Linked DNA regions of Homo sapiens: region 1 is linked to region 2. Evidence: chromatin loops called from intact Hi-C (ENCODE). Cell type or tissue: GM12878. All regions are shown on one strand. Links, peaks and the distances in the headings refer to the core of each region. The heading gives the core; the rest is flanking DNA.

Region 1 (2,930 bases), core at 265-2,764, 120 kb before region 2:
AGAGCATAAAATCCAATTGAAGCTTGTGTACATACATCAATGAGTTAAAAAGCTGGTCAAGACAACACAAGGGATGGAATGCAAGGCGGTACTTGATTTAGTGTTATTTGCCTAAAGCAGACTATAAGTGTGATGACTTCAAAGGAGTGACCAGTCTCATCGCTGGCCATACTGTAGTAGTTGAAAGACCTATCTAGACTTGGAATTCATGAAAGCATTCACTCTGAGCCAGATGCTGCATTCACACTTCAGTCAGTTAATCTGATGCACTGCAAAACTCATTCTCAAGTCCCATATTTTTGGGTGTTCTCCAAAAATTTGCCTCTTGAGAGTTGGCTTTATGTCTTTGAAACAGATGTGTACTTCTAGCTGTGCCTCAAGATGAAATGCAAGGTGATTGAATGTGACCTAAAAGACTTGCCTTTTCTGAATCAGTGCTGGTCGCTCATCAGACAAATTTAAAAATGGTAAAAGAGGCCGGGCATGGTGGTTCATGCCTGTAATCGCAATACTTTGGGAGGCTGAGGCGGGCATATCACGTGAGCTCAGGAGTTGGAGACCAGCGTGGACAACGTGGTGACACCTGTCTCTACCAAAAATACAAAAAATTAGCCGGGCGTGGTGGCACACACTTGTAGTTACAGCTCCTCAGGAGGCTGAAGCGGGAGGATCGCTTGAGGTTGGGAGGTGGAGTTTGCAGTGAGCTGAGATTGAGCCACTGAACTTCAGCTTGGGTGACAGAGTGAGACCCTGTCTCAAAATAAATAAATAATAAATAAAAGATAAAAGAGTCTTCTGCCCAGAGAACAAAATGATTAATTTTCTGGGGACATTGCTTAGATTTATTCATCAGTAATTGTCATCATCTTTGGAACAAATTTTGTACTCTAACAGGAAAATCACCATATAGTATATTTGGTCTTTCATTTTAGCTCTGAAGCCTTGCAATTATTTATAAGAACCAACAGGGCAAAGATAACTAACTTGGAGCAAAAAGCTCTCATTGTCCCTGATAAGCATTTTAATAGACTCTGCCCATCTCTGAGGACTTCTCTTTGGCGTTTGCAGACAAGACATTTCTTCTATCTTCTCATTGAAAGATTTCTAAGAAATATGATAAGCTACTCAAATAGGTTTAGATTTATTTCCTGTTATTTTTTATATATTTAGTCTCTGTTGTTACCATCCCAATGTTACCTGAAATCTTGTGCCTTCCAGTTTGCTTATCTGCTTATGAATTTGACAGATGCTTGATGTGTATCCTCTAAGAATAGACCATCTTTGACTACCAATCATACACTTATATTTAAGATTTCAGTTTTAGAAGGAAAGGAGCTAAGAAGCACATGTTAAAACTGAATGAGTAGAATTCTGGGTTTATTTTCTGGCATTTTGGAAATACAGTGAAGGGTGGAGTTAAATATTCTGGTTACTTCATTAAGAGGACATGTTAAAGGAAAAAATAATTTAGAAAGCATGTAGTACAAATAGTACTGTTCCATAAAATTTTGTGATGATGGAAATATTCTCTATCTACCTCAGTTCAGTATGATAGCCACTGGTCACATGTGTCTGTTCAGCCCTTAAAATGTGTGGCATTGTGCCTGAGAAACAGAAATTTTAAATTATATTTAATTAATTCAGTTTTAAGTTATAAATAGGCATATGTGAGTAGTGGCTACCATATTGAACAGTTTCAGGTAAAAAGTTGTTATTCACAGTATTAAATTCATCTTTGTAAAAGGATTCTCCTGGCCACACACTCAAACCTCTAGGGGGAGCTCAAAGTTCCTTCTTGACCTTTCTGTCACTTTACCCCTGTGTAGGAGGAATCTTGATAAAAGTAAAAAAAAAAAATGGCCTGCCATTCCAGGAGGTGGTGCCAGGAATAAAAGTCTTATAACTTCAACTCACTGGGGCAAACAGTGCATATTCTAGGTTCCCTAGGACAGCCCTGTCCAATAGAATTTATTGTGATGATGGAAGTGTTCTGAATTTGCACTGTCCAGTACGGCATTACTAGCCACAGGTGGCTCTTGAGGACCTGAAATGTGGCTAGCGTGACTGCAAAATTGAATTTTTAATTTTATCTAATTTACATTTAAATAGTCACCTGTGGCTAGTGACTGTTTTGTTGGCCAGAACAGCTTTTGAATAATGGGTGTTCAGACTTTTTGCTTGTGTACTCCCAAAAGGCTTTGAAACCCATGTATCCTCTGGAAGATTTTTAAGCTGACATTAAAATTTTTCATGATGTGTTTGGAAATTTATACGAGGTTAGCAGGACATAGAAAATGTTAAGTCTGGTATGAGATGAATATGATGAGAGTTGGCGATAAAATGTACTGAATAACAAACTGAATCTGAAAAATACACATTAAATCATTATTTGTGAGTTTTATCAACTGTCTCTTGAAATTTTTGCTGTTTAGGAAATATTCAAGTTACATTTAAAAGAAACAGTATCACTGGCCTATATTGTTTTTGTTATTCTAAATTCAGGGGCCAGGATTGATAACTTAAACAATATAAATAAGAGGGGGAATGACAGGAATCCCTAAGGTTTCAAGTTGCCTCCATCAATTATTAAAGGAGACTACCCCAGTTAAAGACTGCTGCTTTAGAACTCAGTATCTTTTTGATATCTTTCTTGGCTGATGTAGTGGTGCTGGGCTCCTGAATTCCCTTGCCATTAGAAAGCCAGAGGGAAACAGGGAAAGGTTACAGGGGAAAAGTGTGGAGCTTAACTTTTGGCTAAAGTTCAGGTATCTGGAGGGGGGGAGGGGATTTAGATATTTTGCTCATTCCCTGTCATCAGATTCAACTGACAGATTCATCACAAGATTTCTTTAAATGCTAAGGTCTGAAATAAGGTCTTTATTTTTTTCATTATTCATCAACAGATAGTGCCTACTGCAGTAGGTCTGAGA
Region 2 (2,930 bases), core at 186-2,685:
TAATTCTGGTTCTCTTTTCTGCCTATCATTTTTGTTTAAAATGCTTAAAAAGATCTAAATTTTGTTAATTATTTTAGGTAGTTTGGGGTCTGTTTTATTCAGATAAATTGGGATATAATTTGTTTTATTTTTTTCCTTGTTAAGTTTTGATGAGGAACACGCTGAGATAATTTGGATGGATGTTTGTATTAATAAAATACTTTTATATAGGCTGGATGTTAAAAATAGGAATGATGTCGTTAAAGCGAGTTCTTATTCAGTCTTGTTAGTGACTCTCTAGAATAGAATCCAGTTTCTAGTGTGCTTTCTCTTGTCCTTTTAGTATAATTTAGCTTGTGGAATGGGTAAAATTGTGACAGAAGACCTTTGTTCAGACATGTTGACCTTCTATCTCTCACTGACCTTATTTATGTGTCTTGATTTATTTGAATTTACCTGAGAAGGAAGCTGACTTGTCATGAGTATTTATAAGGGCTTATTTAGAATTTTTGATGCAGTACACTGGGTTGTCAAAAAACCATGATAAGGGGCATTATTTGAAGGAAATTGGCATTAGTGGCATAGAAAAGGGGAGATAGAGAAGGGGAAAAAGATTAGGGAAGGCTGTTTGGAGAGAGGCATGCTGTTTTATTCCCAGTCATTAGGAGCAGGTGTGGTAATGGAAAGTAGGGAAAGGAAGTGGTTTATTTTTCTCATAAACACCATCTATAGGTGCATGAAAGGAGCATTTTAGTGATTTTGCGGGAGAGAGCCCAGCGTTAGGGCCAAGCCCAAGAGCAAAAAAAGATCAAGAGCTCTGAAGGAGAGGGAAGACTATGGTCCATTGGTTGCCTTGGGCTCTGGGAATTTTCCTTAGTGGTCATCATGTGCTATGATGCATACTGTTGGAAACTGTTCTTGTTATGTTGCTTGCCTAATTAGGAGGAAGAAGAGCCAGTTTTAGACGATTAAAGGGACTTAGTATGTTAAAATTCTCTTGCATAAAGACTGTATGTTCTTTGCTGTTTCACTTGATCCAGTTGGTGCTATATCTCTCCGATGATGCTTCCCTCAGTGTTTGTTAAATTTTTTAGGTATTGGTTTTCGCTTTGCTTCATACATCAATAATGATATGGTGCTGCAGAAGGAGCCTGCTGGGGCAGTGATATGGGGCTTCGGTACACCTGGAGCCACAGTGACCGTGACCCTGCGCCAAGGTCAGGAAACCATCATGAAGAAAGTGACCAGTGTGAAAGGTAAGGCAGCCCATCTTCCGTTCAGCTATTGCCCTCTTCTGCCACCTGCTGGATTATCTGAAAATGAATGCTAATGCTGTAGCTCACATTATCCATCCGTCCCTACATCCGTCTGTCCATTCATCCATAAAAGTTATTTGAATATTTGCCATGTGCTTAGGCACTGAGGATACAAACAAAAATAAGACTGAGTCAAAGTTCCTGTTCTCAAGGAACTTACAGAATAATGGGAATAGATACCAAGTTATATAGGACAGCGTGATGAATGCTATGATGAAGGTACATGTGGGGTGTCTTGGGGTACAGAGGAGAAACATTGAACTCAGACTGGGTGGTAAGGGAAGGTTTCCACAGAAGATGGTATTTGAGCTGAATCATATATAGAGGAGAGGCAGTATGGAGGAGAGGGTAAGAACTCTGGTAGTCCTTGCCCAACAACCTTCTTACCTTCTTACCTTAAAAAGTCTTAAAACCCAAGACTAGCACCATGTAAATCCCATTTCTTATTTTTAAACCAATATATTAGAACCAGCAGTTCTTTGGATTTCTAAGTCAGCATCATTTACTGAGAGTGCCATAATGTAAGAATGTAAGACTTCATATTGGTAGTCTAAGGCTCTGGAAGTCACTGCTTTCAGGCCCTGATTCTGTCATTTATACGGCTGAATAATCTTGGACATGTAATATAACATCTCCATGTCTCAGTTTATATGTGAAATGGAGATCGTCATGATACCTACAGGATTACTGTGAGAATTAAACGAATTAACACTGGTAAAGACTTGTAACAGTGCCTGGCACACAAGTGCAGAGTCAGTTTTAGCAGTCATGATTGTAACTATTACTATTATTATTTAGTCAGTCATTCAAATATCTATTGAGAGCCTACTATGTGCCCGATACTGTGCTAGGTACTGGTGATACAGTGATGAGTAAAACAGATATGTCCTCTTCCTTAATGAGGCATGCAGGTTAGACAGGAAGATAGTAAGCAGTTATCGTTAAGTGTGATAAGTGCCACAGTGAGGAAGAACAAGGTGCGATGGGAGTGCTTTGTAGAGAGTAGGGATAATTACGTAGTCTGAGGCTCATCTTGAGAGGTGAGCAGGGCACACTGGGTAGTGAGAATAGCCTGGCAAAAGCATGGAGGCCTGAGTGTACCTGGGCCATGGGAGAGATGCCAGGCAGGTTGGTTGGTCTGGAACACTGGGGGGTGTGTGACTGGGCAGATGACAGGAGATAGGTTGGAAAGACAGGGAGACTTGTTTGTCATTGCTAAGGAGTGTATGTTTTATTCTAAACGGACAGATTTTTAAACAGCAAAAGAATATGATAGATATTTTAGAAAGTTCGCTGTGGCAGCACTGTGGAAGATGGATTGGAGATCAGTAAGATAGAGGTGGTGGGCAGGCTGCTGTGATATCCAAGCAAGAGATGATGAGGGTTTGACCTCATAGAGTGGCTGTGGGGATGTTCAGGAAGGTGAGAATTAGCAGTTTTCATGAGCAGGGAGATATTACAAAGGAGTGAGTCTCTGTCTAGAAGAGATAAAGATATAGAAGCCGGTGTGGAGGAGGCAAAGCTAGAAGTTATGGGATGAAGGAAGGCATGCTCAGGGCTGGATGTTACAGATAGCGCTATAGCTGTGTGATGTGGAGGTGCGAATGAGACAGATGAGGAGGCTGCTCAGAGGTG

Evidence for each region. Hi-C counts contacts between places; a loop is a spot of excess contacts. Peaks named below come from ENCODE experiments on the same cell type or tissue, not always from the same donor. Only the 100,000 strongest peaks of a DNase experiment are listed, where the experiment ranks them.
Region 1: a loop joins it to region 2, with 7 times the contacts of the local background. A loop is called at or near these places in 35 of 110 quality-filtered maps.

The regions. Positions count from the first base shown.
Region 1 is chr11:124,792,724-124,795,653 of GRCh38, reverse strand. The region is part of intron 1 of MSANTD2 (Myb/SANT DNA binding domain containing 2); the gene reads left to right. Among named protein-coding and RNA genes, the nearest start is that of MSANTD2, 6.2 kb to the left of the region's middle. RefSeq lists an enhancer at 1,883-2,384. In GM12878, for the core only: a CTCF peak has its summit at 1,777 (motif pointing right); no DNase peak of the experiment used is centred there.
Region 2 is chr11:124,667,665-124,670,594 of GRCh38, reverse strand. SIAE (sialic acid acetylesterase) reads left to right here. Exons shown (of 10, transcript NM_170601.5): 2 at 1,074-1,235. Among named protein-coding and RNA genes, the nearest start is that of SIAE, 4.6 kb to the left of the region's middle. In GM12878, for the core only: a CTCF peak has its summit at 1,282 (motif pointing left); a DNase peak (open chromatin) is centred at 1,236.